2 separate regions of the Mus musculus genome follow, and region 2 is linked to region 1. The links are chromatin loops, found by intact Hi-C in ENCODE. Cell type or tissue: left cerebral cortex. All regions are shown on one strand. Links, peaks and the distances in the headings refer to the core of each region. The heading gives the core; the rest is flanking DNA.

What was found. Peaks named below come from ENCODE experiments on the same cell type or tissue, not always from the same donor. Only the 100,000 strongest peaks of a DNase experiment are listed, where the experiment ranks them.
Region 2: it touches region 1 in a loop (2.4-fold over the local background); 3 of 42 quality-filtered maps call a loop at or near these places.

What each region holds. Positions count from the first base shown.
Region 1 is chr1:77,975,154-77,982,669 of GRCm38, forward strand. No RefSeq gene overlaps it. Among named protein-coding and RNA genes, the nearest start is that of Gm26263, 80 kb to the left of the region's middle. In left cerebral cortex, for the core only: a CTCF peak has its summit at 3,732 (motif pointing right); a DNase peak (open chromatin) is centred at 3,721.
Region 2 is chr1:78,188,666-78,196,181 of GRCm38, forward strand. It overlaps Pax3 (paired box 3), which reads right to left. Exons shown (of 8, transcript NM_008781.4): 2 at 6,586-6,821; 3 at 5,075-5,204; 4 at 3,777-3,911. Among named protein-coding and RNA genes, the nearest start is that of Pax3, 4.7 kb to the right of the region's middle. In left cerebral cortex, for the core only: no CTCF peak of the experiment used is centred there; a DNase peak (open chromatin) is centred at 3,989.

The DNA of each region.
Region 1 (7,516 bases), core at 1,361-5,360:
TGGTGTATGCATGACTTTTTGGTCCTACTGAAGCCAGCAAAATATTGAAATGTGCATATATGCATTTGGAGATGCCCTTATGAAGACCTATGAGCCCCTAATTAAGAAAAGGTGCCTTTAGTGTAATTGCTACATATTCCACTGAGTTGAACATTTCTGCTATTTTGTAAAGCTTTCACCAATGTATTCTGCAATTTGAACGCTTAATAAAAACATTAATAGTCTCTGGTCTTAGGAGGTGAACCAGTTGGTAAAGTGATTGCTATACAGGCATAGCGACCCGAGTCAGGTAACCAAAACACACATTAAAAACCGTGGTATGGAGGACTAGGGGGTTCCTGGGGCTCACTGGCCAGCCAACCTAGCCTAAGCAGCAAGCCCCAGATCTCAGTGAGAGACCTGTTCTCAAAAACCAAGAGGAATAACTGCTGGGGCCTCCACACTCACACATTACAGGGACACATGCACCCACCCCCAACACGCCATCACATACACACACATAAAAAATATATAGCAATCTTTCAATCTAAATGTTCAACATTTTTAAAGGGTCTGGTTCAATGCAAAGTCCTCATCAACACAAATTCACATTAGAGCCCATTTCGTAACTCCTGTTACAATAGAAACTGCACGCATGAATTGTATTAAATGATCTCCCACTAACCCTCCTCACGATCTTCCTCGACAGAAAACATCCCATATTACAGATGAGCTGTTTCCTTCATGGAATCGACTGCCTCCGTGGTTAACTCCATATATAAGTGATTAAGAAGCTCAGCTTCACATCCACGAGAGACTCCCCACGCGCATGCGCCCACTGAGGACCCTCAGCTTCACATCCACGAGAGACTCCCCATGCGCTCACTGAGGACCCTCAGCTTCACATCCACGAGAGACTCCCCACGCGCATGCGCCCACTGAGGACCCTCAGCTTCACAGCCACTAGAGACTCCCCATGCGCATGCGCCCACTGAGGACCCTCAGCTTCACATCCCCTAGAGACTCCCCATGCGCATGCGCCCATTGAGGACCCTCAGCTTCACATCCCCTAGAGACTCCTCACGCGCCCACTGAGGACCGCCCTCTATGGCAGAAGCTTCCAAGCATGAACTTGCTTCATTGTCACAAAAGCTTCTGAGACATTTGTAACCTTTACCACAGCATGAGTGAGAACGCTGTGCTCAGCCACACGGCTCACAAATGGTGGTGGCTTGTCCTATACCGGGTCACAGTGTGCTTCCCTAAAATCTAGTTACACCCAAGACAAGCAAAACCCAGAAGGCCATGCTCACTTCTACAACAGAGCAGGCATAGTCTGATTACTGCTATGTCTCTACTCTACAACCTGTGTCTTGGGGCTGCAGAAATGGTTCGATAATCAAAAACACATGTCGCTCCTGCAGAGGACCCAAGTTTGGGTCCCTAGACCCACACTGTATGGATTACAATCACTTGTACTTTCAGTTACAGAAGGGCCTGACACCTCTGACCTCCACAGACACCTACACTTACCTGTGCCTTCCCACACACAGACACACTCACATACACACAAAAACTCCATGTATTGGGTTCAGCTGTGCTTGCCTGTAAATCCCAGCCCTTGGGAGCCTGACTTGGAGTCTGCTGAGAGTTTAAGGACAAGTTCTAGGTTAGTCAATGAGTCTCAGTCTCAAAACAAAATAGAATGAAATAAAATACAATAAAACAAAACCCCCCTCATCGTGCCTTCTGCTGTGACACACTAAATTGTTATTTCTCTTTTGACGTGGATTCTTCTAACAGCAATACACCCATTTTTTTTCTCCACACAACTGCAATATATTGGGGGGGGGGGCTGCCATGGTTTTTGTTTTGCTTTGCTTTCTTTTATATGTATAAGAATATGTTCATTCTTTCTTTTCTCTTCTTTTCTTTCTTTCTTTTTTTCTTTTTTTCTTTTTTAATTAGGTACTTTCTTCATTCACATCTCCAGTGCTATCCCAAAAGTCCCTCACACCCTCACACACACACACACACTCTCCCACCCACCCACTCCCACTTCCCGGCCCTGGCGTTCCCCTGCACTGAGGCAGATAAAGTTTGCACAACCAATGGGCCTCTTTGGGCCTCTTTTTCCACGGATGGCCAACAAGGCCAGATACATATGCAGCTAAAGACACAAGCTGGGGGGGGGGGGCACACTGGTTAGTTCATATTGTTGTTCCACCCATAGGGTTGCAGATCCCCTCAGCTCCTTAGGTACTCTCTCTAGCTCCTCCATTGGGGGCCCTGTGATCCATCCAATAGTTGACTGTGAGCATCCACTTCTGTGTTTGACAGGCCCCAGCATAGTCTCACAAGAGACAGCTATATCAGGGTCCTTTCAGCAAAATCCCGCTAGTGTATGCAATGGTGTCAGCATTTAGAGGCTGATTATGGGATGGATTCCACCTCACACCAGTCAGAATGGCTAAGCTCAAAAATTCAGGTGACAACAGATGCTGGTGAGGATGTGGAGAAAGAGGGACACTCCTCCATTGTTGGTGAGATTGCAAGCTTGTACAACCACTCTGGAAATCAGTCTGGCAGTTCCTCAGAAAATTGGACATAGTACTACCGGAGGATCCCGCAATACCTCTCCTGGGCATATATCCAGAAGATGTTCCAACCGGTAAGAAGGACACATGCGCCACTATGTTCATAGCAGCCTTATTTATAATAGCCAGAAGCTGGAAAGAACCCAGATGCCCCTCAACAGAGGAATGGATACAGAAAAATGTGGTACATTTACACAATGGAGTACTACTCAGCTATTAAAAAGAATGCATTCACGAAATTCCTAGGCAAATGGTTGGACCTGGAGGGCATCATCCTGAGTGAGGTAACCCAATCACAAAAGAACTCACATGATATGTACTCACTGATAAGTGGATATTAGCCCAGAAACTTAGAATACCCAAGATATAGGAAACAATTTGCGAAGCACATGAGACTCAGGAGGAATGAAGACCAGGGTGTGGACGCTTTGCCCCTTCTTAGAATTGGGAGTGGAACGCCCATGGAGGGAGTTGCAGAGACGAAGTTTGGAGCTGAGACGAATATGCTCATCATCATGTTTGGAACTTTCACTCCACGATGGAAGGGTCTCTCTGCCCTTTGGTTTATACATAAAGTATATTTAAAATAATTCTTTGAAAACCCATGTATACATGCTACACAAAGGTCAAATGGATTCATATTTGTGAGTTTCTTTTTTCATATTTATTTGAGCATGCATCACGTGTGTGCAGGTACCCGAGAAAGCCAAATGAAGGTGTTGGAGCCTCTGCAACTGGAGTTTACAGGCAATTGTGAGGCTCCTATTGGGACTTTTGGAACTGAGATGTGATCTTCTACAAGGACCATCTCTCCAAGGGCTTACTTTCCCTTTTAAGTGTTCTCTGAGAATGCTGTGTGCTTTTGGAGAGGCCACGACTGAATAGTTACCAGAAAACTTCAATTTGTCGCCTATTCACTTCATCCAAATGACCTTGAATCAGATACTTCTCTGAGATCCTAGAAAGGGTGAGCCACTTCACTATTAGGATTATGATAAGTGCTTACTGGGAAAGCATCCTAGACAACCCAGTATGTAAAAGTACTTACCATGCAAACCCGAATCCCGTGCAGAAAAGCTACAGGGCTATTTCCAGAAGTGTGTGGGCTTACTAGCCTGGAATCGGTTCGCGCTCTGGCTTTGTCCTTCACAACCACTAGATGGCGCCAACTGTTTGAGACTTTTCTTGGTGCCTGACACTGTCTGGTTTCCAAACCCCCAAAAATGAATTTGGAATTGAGAAAGATTATCTGGCAACTTTATCCACAAACACTGAGTTGACATCTCTTTCTGAAATGAATTAAAGCTTTTTTTTTTTTCATTCTGGTTCCCATCTTTTAAAAGCCATTACATCGTGTTGTTCTTCCATTGATTCTCCGGGGCTTTCTCGAGTCTGTTAGACCTTCAACAATTCAAGATGTTTTCCAGCAGTCAGAACTACCTTCTCTAAAACATCCTGTGCTTTTCCAGCAAAGCGTGGGCCATGCTAGCGTCCATGCCTCTCTGGGAACTTGAGAGAAGCAATTTTCGATTAGTTAAAAAAAAAAAAAAAGGTTGTTAAATGCTGTCTTGTCGGAGGGCTGCATGTATGTTCAGTATGGCTTCAGAGAAGCCACATTTATGGGCTGAGGCATCAGTCTTGGGTCATAAACAGGACAAGGGCTACACTCAGTAAAAGATTAAATTAAACACACTCCTTGGTGATGTGGACTTTGCCAATGTACTTTTAAAGGAGTAATAAAATGTAACTGTGTTTTAAAACTGTCTCCTGAAATAAGCCTGTTCATTGCAGTGCCAGCTGAAGTAACATAGAAGCGAGAAGCACAATACAGACACATTCCCAGTGCACAAGTCCCACTGATGAGTCTCTTCCAAACTGATTTTTCCTTAATTTTGCTCATTGCACATAAGATAACATAAAATGATACGACTTGGGGAGATGGCTCAGCAGTTAAGAGCACTGGCTGCTCTTGAAAAGACCCATGTTTGTTTTCCAGCACCTACGCATGGTAGCTCACAACTATCATTAACTCCAACTCCTGGAGTTCTGACACCCTATTCTGATCTCTACAGGCAAAGTCATGCATGTGGATGTGGGTTACATACACACAGAGACAAACATTTATACACATAAAATTTTAAAAGCATCTTTTAAATGACATAAAGTGAGCCAGTGAGCCGAAGCTATCGCATTTAGCATTTTGATCAAAAGAAAAGAGCAGCATTGAAAAACCAGTGGTGTGCTCGTTCTTTCAACATTTTAGAAACCACCATCAGGGCCCAGCATGGTGGTTCCCATGTCTAATCCAAGCACTCGGAGAGTGACAGAGAAGGTTCTCGGGTTCAATGCCAATCTGATCTACATAGTGCGATACTATCTCAAAATATCAAAAAGTTTCAGGAGGAGGATAAAGTGGGCTAAGGAGGGAAAGAACGGGAGGGAGAGAGAAAAGAAGAGGGGAGGAGGAGGAGGGGAGGAAGGAAAGAGAATCAAAGAGATGATCACTGGGGTTAAGGCTCATGATTTAGGTTACTCTAAGCAATTATACCTCTATGTCTGCCCAAAGCCAAACCTGTGTTGGTCTTACCTTAACCTAAACTTTTACCCCCAGAATAAACTAATGTTCTCAATATCAATCATATATCATCTAAAGTTGAAAATGTCAAAAAGCCGGGAGCTCTTGGGGGGGGTGGGGGTGGGGGCCTGGTTGCTGTTCTTCCTATGGGGTTGCAAACTCCTTCAACCAAAGAGTACACATGGAGGGATCCATGGCTCCAGCTGCTATGTAGCAAAGGATGCCTTATCTAGTAATCCCTTGGTCCTATAGAGGCTTAGACCCCAGCACAGGGGAATGCTAAGGAGGTGAGGCTGGAGTGGGTAGTTGGTTGGGGAGCACCCTCATAGAAGCAGGGGGAAGGGGAAGGCGATAGGAGGGGTTTCAAGGGAAACCTGGGAGGAGGATAACATTTGAAATGTAAATACATAACATAGCCAATAAAAAATGTCAAAAAGCACAGACTGTTAATGACATGGACATTTTCTTTTTTGACAAGAGAAAAAAGATGGGCGAGTCAGCACTCAGGAGCCTAGTCTCTGATCTGGGGCAGGGACACGTGGCCTTGTTTGGAGAAGGGCAGACAGAGGCAAAGAGTGAACTGGCACTGGGAAATCTTTGCTGTAATTAGGGCCTTGAGCATACCAGGCAAACTCTTTACAGCTGAGTTACACCCTCAATCCTATTTTCAAGTTTTATTTTGAGGTAAGGTCTCAGTAAGTTACCCAGGCTACCAGACTGTCAAGGATGGCTTTGTGGCTGGGATCCTCCTGCCTCAGCCTTCCAACTAGCTGGAAGATCACCAGCTAACAAGTTTGGCTTAAATCTTAGCATTCTTAAGTGAGTGAGATTAGGCCAGACCAAAACACAACTACCTTCTTGTCTTGTTCCCGTGTACATCTGCTTCTTGATGGAGGACTGGGTCTTTTTGGAGATACTCCCAGCAAGAGTGCCAAGGCCCAGAGTAACACTTCATGCACTTGCCATTGGCTTTAAGAGGTACCACTTTATGCCAATGAGGAAATTTGTCTTTCTCTCTCTCTCTCTCTCTCTCTCTCTCTCTCTCTCTCTCTCTCTGTCTGTCTCCATCTCTCTGACTCTCCTTTCCCTCTCTCCATCTGACTCTCTCCTCTCTCTCTGTCTCTGTCTCTGCTTATATGTCGTAAAAAGGTTTAATATTCCAGAACTTCTCTTTATTTGGGAGACACCCCCCCCCCCCTTTGCTGGTAGACTGGCCTTTTCTAAACATATTTTGGATAACCCTCAAATCTCTTCTTCTTCTGGCCTCTTCCTCGTGAACTGCTTGCCTAATTAGACTAGCAGTCCTTGGTTCCCTGAGATTCCTAACAGAGTGCTTCAGGATAATGACCTCACCACGGTCTGCTTCAGCCAGATGATTGGATCTGCCATTTACCTGAGCGGGTGCCAGGAGGCAAGCGTGTACTACACTTCAGGAAAAAAACAGACTGATTTGTTCAGGTGTGAGTAGTGGTTTCTCAACTGCCTGGACCTTCCAGTTCAACAAGATGTTCCAGGAAAACAGAATTTTGGAACCAGAGGAGAGACTGCTTAATGACTCTCAGGTGGTCAAACAGGCCAGACAAGAATGTGGTCTTAGCCTCTCAGCAACCAAAGGTGTCAGGAATAGGAACCCACCCCCCACCCCCACCCCCACCCCATTGCAGGATAAGATGGGAAAAGGAGAGGAACAGGGTGGGGTCTGTGTCACAGCAGAAGTTACTGGAAAGTTCCAGAACTCAGTCCTGAGCAAAAAAGACAGCACAACAAGCCAGCACCCCATCTGTCTCAGATTCCTGAAGATCTTATCAGGGTCTGCCCCTGATATTTTTCTCTTTACATTCCTGCCTCTCCCCTGCCACCTTCTATTACTTTATCTCTCACTTGAAAAGGTTTCATTGTTTAATAATCTGCTGCGTTTCTACTAACGAATCCCGTCCAATTTTTTTTTTTTTTTTAATTTGCCAAGTCGAGTTTGCCCTTACAACGACTTTCTCCCGCATTTTGCCCTAAATAGACATGACCAACTCAGGCTGCACAGGAGAGCGTACCTCCAGGGACCCCACAACCTAGCTCTGGTGAGCTGTTTAGCTGTGTTCCAAAAACTGCATTTGATTCCAAAACTTTCAAAACTACATTTTATCCAAAAAAATCCCTCTCCTTCCAGCTGTGGTTTTAAATTTGTCCCTACTCTGAAAAGGGGACAAAGGATCATTAAGGGCCAAAGAAAAAGATTTCCAGGACAAGACACCCTGGTTCCAAGGGTCCCTGGAGGAACGCCAGCTTACAAAGTTACTGACTTTGTAAGCTTGATGGCCATGCGATGGACAAAAAGAGACAGAGACTGAATCTGAATCTCCATACTGAG
Region 2 (7,516 bases), core at 1,886-5,885, 210 kb after region 1:
TTCAGTACTGGAAATGAAATAGTCTATGAAACTTTACCTTTTTTTTTCTTTTTTGATTTTAATATATATACATTTTAAAATCTGACGTCATTTGTTAGTGAGTTTAGAAGAGAGCATGAGTTTACACACAAAACGGTCTCGAGCAAAACTTTTTTAACACTTTCATTTTTTGAAAATTAAAAAAAAAGAAAACCCTTTCCCCCCCCCAAATTGAAGAAATTTGAGGGTGAATATCGGCTCCCAGTGATCCTGTGTCCGAATTCTCTGCTTCACTCTCACAATTGTTACAAACCTCCCACGCTTTTTTGCGTCCCCCCCCCCCCCAAAAAGGGAAGAGTCCTGTGAAAGTGTGTCTCCAGTCCCAATCAAAACATCAATTTGGCAAACTGGCCTCTTTCCCCTTGCGCTCCCGCACGGCCACTTCAAAGCCAAGCCAACAAGTCCGTAATTGTAACGTTGCATCTAAATATTTAAGCGAGAGTCTTGCCGTCGCGTGTCCATCTACAGTCCCCGTCTGTCCGGTAATTCCATTACCGCACAAAGCAAAAATGTTGCCCAAAACTCACAAACAGGAAAAGCGTCACCCTGCTGAGAGGGAGGGAGGGGGTTGGGAAGAGGAGGAAGAGGAGGAAGAGGCGGAGGGGAGGGGGAAAGAAGGAGGGGAGGAGGAGGAGAAGAAGAGGATGATGAAGGAGCAGTTTCTATCGATTAGTCACCGCTTTTGTGTTAAAGGCTTTCTTTAAAATAAGAAAAAAATGGGGGAGGTTGCAGAAATTTCACTAATGTGAGCCTCGGGCTAGGGAGGGTAGAAAAAAAAAAAGGAGAAAGAGAGAGGAGAAGAAGGGGGAGGCGGGCTGTGTCTAGATGAAAGTGAGAGGGACATAAAGGAGGCAATTGAGTCGGCTGCAGCCGGGCGGGCTAAGCTGCGGGCTGGCCGGAGCGCGGGGAGGGGCGGCGCGGCGCTTTGGCGCAGGGCGCAGCAGCGGGGGCCCGAGCTATTGTGGCGGCGCCCGCGGGCCCGCTCTGCCGCGCCGGGGGAGGAACAGAGGCGCCCATTGAGTTGCCACAGCCTGGGGTGCCTAAGCTCGAACTTCGCTGGTCCGGCTGCGCCTGCTACGTCCGCGCTTCTGCTCCAGGGGCAGGGGTGGAAGGTCCCCGGACGCGCACTCCTTTTCTCACCAGGGTGCTGGAGCAGGAAGGATGGACTCGGCAGGGGTGCAAGGAGCCTTGGGTCGCTTTTGAGCGCCCAGCAGGATGCACACGCTGCCTGTGCGGCTGCGCAGCTCTTGGATTGGACAAGAGGAAAGGAAAATTGGGAAAGACAGAGGGGACCGTTTAGGAAAAGGGACAAGATCGTGAAAAGAAGAGGGCGCCTCTGACCTCTTTCTGGGTGCCTTTCTCCCTGCATCCAAGGGTCTGCCAAGCAGACCCCAGGCCAAATGTGTGTCCAGGATAGCCAGTCTCAGCAGCAGGTACCAGGCCCATCTGGCAAGAGCACACAGCAGTGGTGGGGACACACGAAAGTCCCTCCTCCACCAGCTTTTCCCTCCCCTTTGCCAAGAATCAGAGAGCCTTTTCTCAACATCCATTCTATTTTACAAGTGGGACCGCGAGAGACTTTTGATGCCCAAACAACAGAGGGGGGGATATTTGAGGTTTCTAGACTTCAAACTGCATCTTACTCTTTTCCTTTCTCTGGGCCCCTCTTGCCCTCTAGGGTTCATCCGGAAAGGAAGCTGGAGGCACTAAAGGGACCCAGGCTGCGTCTTCCTTGACAACCCCAAATTAAATTAGACTTCAGCTTCTGAGTGTGTGTGTGTGTGTGTGTGTGTGTGTGTGTGTGTGTGTGTGTGTGTGTTTTCAAGGACACAGCCCCCACTGAGGGAAACACTCTGATTTTAAAAATGGTAGCAATTGCCCTTGAATGGCAACCGGCCCAGCTAGACGACCCAAAAGACTAGAAACATTTTGTAGGTGAAATGGCCACTTTTTCCACGCTGGAGAGTCCATAAAACTTCCTGGCTCGGCAGCTACTGGGGCTCATTGAATAATTCATCCCTCATTGCAAGCCCATAATGTCTATTCTGGGCCCTTTGTGGGGCTGTTTTCTCTTCTTTTCTCCTTGAATTATAAAAAGGTTGCCTTCCTTTGTTCCCATCACGCTGCTCTGAGCTGCAGCTTTGTCTGGGCCAAGCTAAAGTGTGAGTTTCAATGGACTCTCCAGGCTTTGTCTCCCAAGTTCATCTCCAAGTGTAGATTGTGTAGAGAAGGCCTTCTTTGTAAACGCTGGAAAAGTTGTACAAATGTTTGACCAGCTCATTTGGGACGTTTTGTCTCCTGGGCCTCGGTTGTTGCCGCTGTGGGCAAGCGGCTGGTCTGCCTGCCTGCCACTTCTAGCAACAAGTAGCTAAGCCATGGATCCCAGCAAGGCCTCTCCCATTAACTAAAGGCCCTTCTAGTCTCTGCGTTTTGGGAGCCCATTCCGCCTACAAGAAGTCTGGGTCCTCGGCCCCTGCCTTCTTTTATCCTAGCACCTCTAAACTGCAGCTAGGGCTGGAATAAAAACAAAGGTGACCAGGAAAGTTCTCCTGGCTCACAACGAGTTCACAGAAGCCCCCCCCCCCCCCGCAGTAAGCGACAGCGTGTGCTATCTCTCTGCTTAACCGCCTTTCATTTGGGGTGCCTTTTCTTGATCATATGTGTGTCCCAGAGCATCTGGGCTTCCCTCTATCAAAAGCTCTGGCATTTGGTCAATAACATTCAACTCTAGATGGTGAAGAGGCAGCATTTGAATTAGTTGGTAAAGCAGCTTTCCTGGAAGGCCAAAATTGTCCCAAGGTAGAGAAATAGATGGATCAGTCTGTGGTACTAGATCTATGAAGACACTTATCTTCCTCCTCTTCCATTTCAGAAAGTCCCTGGTGGAAAAAGGGTTCTTTCTTTTTGCAAATTTTTATGTTCGGAGATGACTCCAAACAGGTAACAGGGAAACAGCCTATATAATTCTCAATCCCCTAAAGGGAGGTTTTTCTCTTGGTGCTGACAGGTCACAGCCAACAAGGACTGGGTGGTCTGTACCCCTGGGGGGGGGGCAAAGGGTATAACTTCACAAGGGGCTCAAGTACACAGATCCTTTAAAGATATAACCCACCACTTGGGTACAGGAGGTTGCCAGACACATACAGGTTAAACCTTATCCCTCTTGAAAACAAATGAAAAGTGGCCAGCTTATATACACACATGCACACACATATTTATAATCATCAGGGATAGGGCACCTTTATGCTCCCACTGCCCAAAAGAACCATATTCTCATTAATTCCCTCCCACATGCAGTTTTCCCAGGGTGTAAAAGCTACGTCAAGTTCTCAGACTTAATTAGTTACCCCCACATTCTTGGCCCATATAATTTTTCAGAGAATTTTAGTTTCCATCTTGAAAGTGTCCACCTGCAACTCATTTCAGACTTCTCAACTCTAAGGAACTAAAAATGGTGGAGAATAAAACTCACAATAAATTGGACTTAGTATTGTTGGAACGTGGCTCAGAGGTACAGCACTGGGCCGATCATATAGGAAACGCTGGATTTGCTCGTCAGGAAATTAAAATAAAAATTAGAATAGAGAAGATTTTTTAACGCCAAGTACCTCTCTGGCCTTTCACTTGAATGTCCTTCCCTCTAACCTAAGCCGGAGGTGAGCTCTGAGATGAGCCACTGCTGGCCTGCGGTTGCGCAGACCACAAATCTCAGCGCGCGGCCCACTGGGCCCTCTTACCTCGCTCACTCAGGATGCCATCGATGCTGTGTTTAGCCTTTTTCTCGCTTTCTTCTGCTTCCTTCCTTTCTAGATCCGCCTCCTCCTCTTCTCCTTTTCCAAATTTACTCCTCAGGATGCGGCTGATAGAACTCACTGGAGAAAAGAGGAGCGCACACGATTGAGAAGCATGGAAGGAGGGGGAAAGATCCCAAAAGACACCTCAAAGGCCCAGCTAACGTACTCAACCCTCTCCCTACCCTTGAGCAGGGCTCAGTGCTGTGTTCTGCATCTGTGAGCATCCGGGGCTTCTGCCTTCTCTCGGTCTTAAACTGCTTTTCTCTGTCTCCATCTTACGTTAAAACCCTCACACTTTCGTGGGGTTTTAATTACTTAGACTGGAGATGAAACCTGAAGATCTCGCACCTCCAATTCAGAACCGAGAAAGGTTCCTCCTGCCCCTCTCCGAGGATCGGTTGGCTACTTGTCTCTGAACACTCTAAAGAGACTTCTTCCACCAGCTTCACCCTTCACCGTCCCCCCTCCCCACCTGAAGACACTGGTCCCCCGCAAAGGCCTGGGAAGAAGAACCACAGAGGGCCTGTCGCCTGCAAATCAACTTGTTTTGAGGATAGAAAGGGTTTAAGTTTCAACTGCAGAATCATTCCCTATTGTAAAAATCAAAAGAAAAATGCATTCTCCCGATTTATTTTTTCCAGATTCCAGTCTGGTAAACAAATCCATGCTCTGAAATATATCGTTCTTACAGAGGGGGAAAAAAGGGAGTTTCCTTTTAATTAAAAACAAACTCTTCCCGCGCGCAGGCCTAGCGCTGGTCCTCCCTTCCCCTGGACCTCTCCCAAGCTGCCACGATGCTGGTCGGATCCTGGAACTCTTGGGAAAATCATGCCCGGCCCGAATTTTTCACCCCTTTAGCTCCTCAGCCAACTCTCCACTGGTACCGCTTGGATCTCCCTTCAGTGAAAGTTACCAAAACATTTGTTTCTCTTTAGAAGGGAACATCAATATTAATCTTTTGGTCTGCGCCCCGCATTTCCTTCCAGCCTTCTTAGCAGAAATCCGTGGGGGGTGGGGGGAGCGGAGGGGGAACCTCAGAGGTCATCTCCCAAGACGCCACCCTGGGGACCAGCAGATCACCCACTGCTCCATAAAACACTAAGAATGTCTGGCTTGTAAATATTTCAGGTCAGCCTCCCAATAGCCAAGATGGATAATTGGGGTGATTTTATGGCTGGCACGACCCGTTGGAGTATGAGCCTGACGGTCGCGCCTCCGGGAGAAGTTAATGGACCCAGTACCTGAGGGCACAGTGTTCCGATCACAGACAGCGTCCTTGAGCAATTTGTCTCTGATTTCCCAGCTAAACATGCCCGGGTTCTCTCTTTTGTATTCCTCAATTTTCTTCTCCACGTCAGGCGTTGTCACCTGCTTTAAGAGAATAGGCGGATAGTGCGTTGGTACCCAGTATCCTGGGTCAGACACGGTGCCCCAACCTCGTGGCTTTTCTGATGCTCTTTCCTGTATTTTCTTGGAATGTCCCTCTGCTTAGCCAAAGGACTTTAATTCCGTTTAGACAGGAGATGACAGGAAATTATCCCACTCGGTGCGGCCTGGAGACCCTCCACCTGCCCAGAGATGCTCGGGAACCAAATTAAATTAAGGGGAAAAAAATCTAACAGCTTGGAGGTGAGGGAGGATTGTACTTTCTGGTACCTAGAAAATCCTCTCGGAATCCGCACAAAAACGAAACTAAAAGGAGAACGTTTGAAAAAGCAGCAATAAATAAATAAATAAATAAATAAATAAATAAATAAATAAATCAAATTAGATAAGGTCCATGGAGATCAGATCTAAGCTAAGGGCAGATTTGGGTGAGATTTAAAAGGACGTGTATGTATCCAGGTTCTTGTGTTGTTGTTGTCGTCGATGCTGTTTTCAATTAGACAAACATGGATAATTTGAAAGGATGACTCTTCCACCCACTTAAATAAAAACTGTGTCCTAAGATTCTCAGATTAGGAGAGAAAATAGGGAGGGAGAGGGATTGTGTTTGGGAGTCTTCAGTGTGCCATATAGCCCATTTGATTTTGCACACACACACACACACACACACACACACACACCCGCCGCAACTAGAAAAAAAAAATTATACCGGCCTCTCTGAATAATCCAAAGAGAAGGCAGACCCTGTATGATCTCTTCCCACTCCCTAGCCAGCAGAACTTTTTTGCTTTTTCAAAGAAAACTAAAATAAATCGAGGATCTCACCAAATTGATTTGTTTAATGGAGTCAAGAGGCTTATTATTAAAACACACACACACACACACACACACACACACACACACATCTTAACAGCCCTGACTTTTGACTTCTTGAGAACAATTTGCAAGGGAGGGAGATTCAAAGCTGGGAAAGAAACTATCCAAGAATTAAACCGAGATGTTTAACTTCATACTAGGAAGGCAGTGCAGTGAGTGGGAAGACTCTGTGGGAAGTTGGAAATCGGGGAAATAACTTGATGAGGGCTCTAATGCTCCCAGGCATTAAAATCTAAAGTTAATCTTCCTTTGCTAAAAGTGCCAGCCCTTTTCAGTGTAGAAGGACCACCACCAACCATAACAACTGAGTTCTACACACACACACACACACACACACACACACACACACAAACACACACACACACACACACTCCTTCCTAGATTTGAAAACTAGCGCCCTTTGAAAGTCCCTTGCTCTCTTTAGAACGCGCCCACTCTGGACCCGCTGGATCACAGGCCCTAAGTCCACGAAACCAGGTCCCGGGCTCACCTTGGGTTTGCTGCCGCCGATGGCACCAGGTCGGATGGAGCCTGTCTCCTGGTACCTGCACAGGATCTTAGAGACGCAACCATGGGACACGCGAAGCTGGCGAGAAATGACGCAAGGCCGAATGCCATGGTGGGCCATCTCCACTATCTTGTGGCGGATATGGTTGGGCAGAGGCCTGCCGTTGATAAATACTCCTCCGAGCTGGTTGACTCGGCCCTGGCCAAGAGGGGTGGACACTGGGAAGAGATGGCGAAAGGAGAGAGCCCGAGAAAGTCATTTAGGAAGAATAGAAAGCAGCAAAAAGAACCTAATTCTGCATCCTTCTGGCCAATTTGCCTGTGACAGTTAAAACACAAACCACCAAGCTCTGGGCTCCCAGTCCCGGACCCTTAAGGTTCTATTTATTCAAATAATTACCCGATGCAAGGTCATATAATCTTTTGGAAATTGAGCGATCGGAATGAGGTAACTGGCTGTAGAGAAACTGTATTTTCTCTTTTATTTGGGGGAGGGGGGCTGTGCTGCAAGTTGGAGGGAGACCTAGGACTGATGTCTAAAATGTCTTGCGATAACTGCCTCAAAGTCCTGAGAAGGCAGAGGTCCCGATAAGGGTATAGTAGGCAAGGGTTGGGGAGGCTCCCGAAAGGAGACACAGGTGACAGCAGGTATCACCTGTTACACTTAAAAAATAAAAATGGCAGCGAGCCTAGCTGTGGACACCACTGCCGAAATGACCGCCCTTGCACGTCACGTTTTACTCTGGATCGAGGTCGAAGGGCTCCTCCAGAACCCCAGTCTCCTGCTTTTACTTCCCAAATTATTTGGTCGGGTTCGGGTTTGCAGTAATTTCTACCTCCCCGAAATTTCCCAGCACCTTTAAGCAAACCGAAAGGCATTGCCAACCATTTTAGAAACTTCGAGATGCCACTTG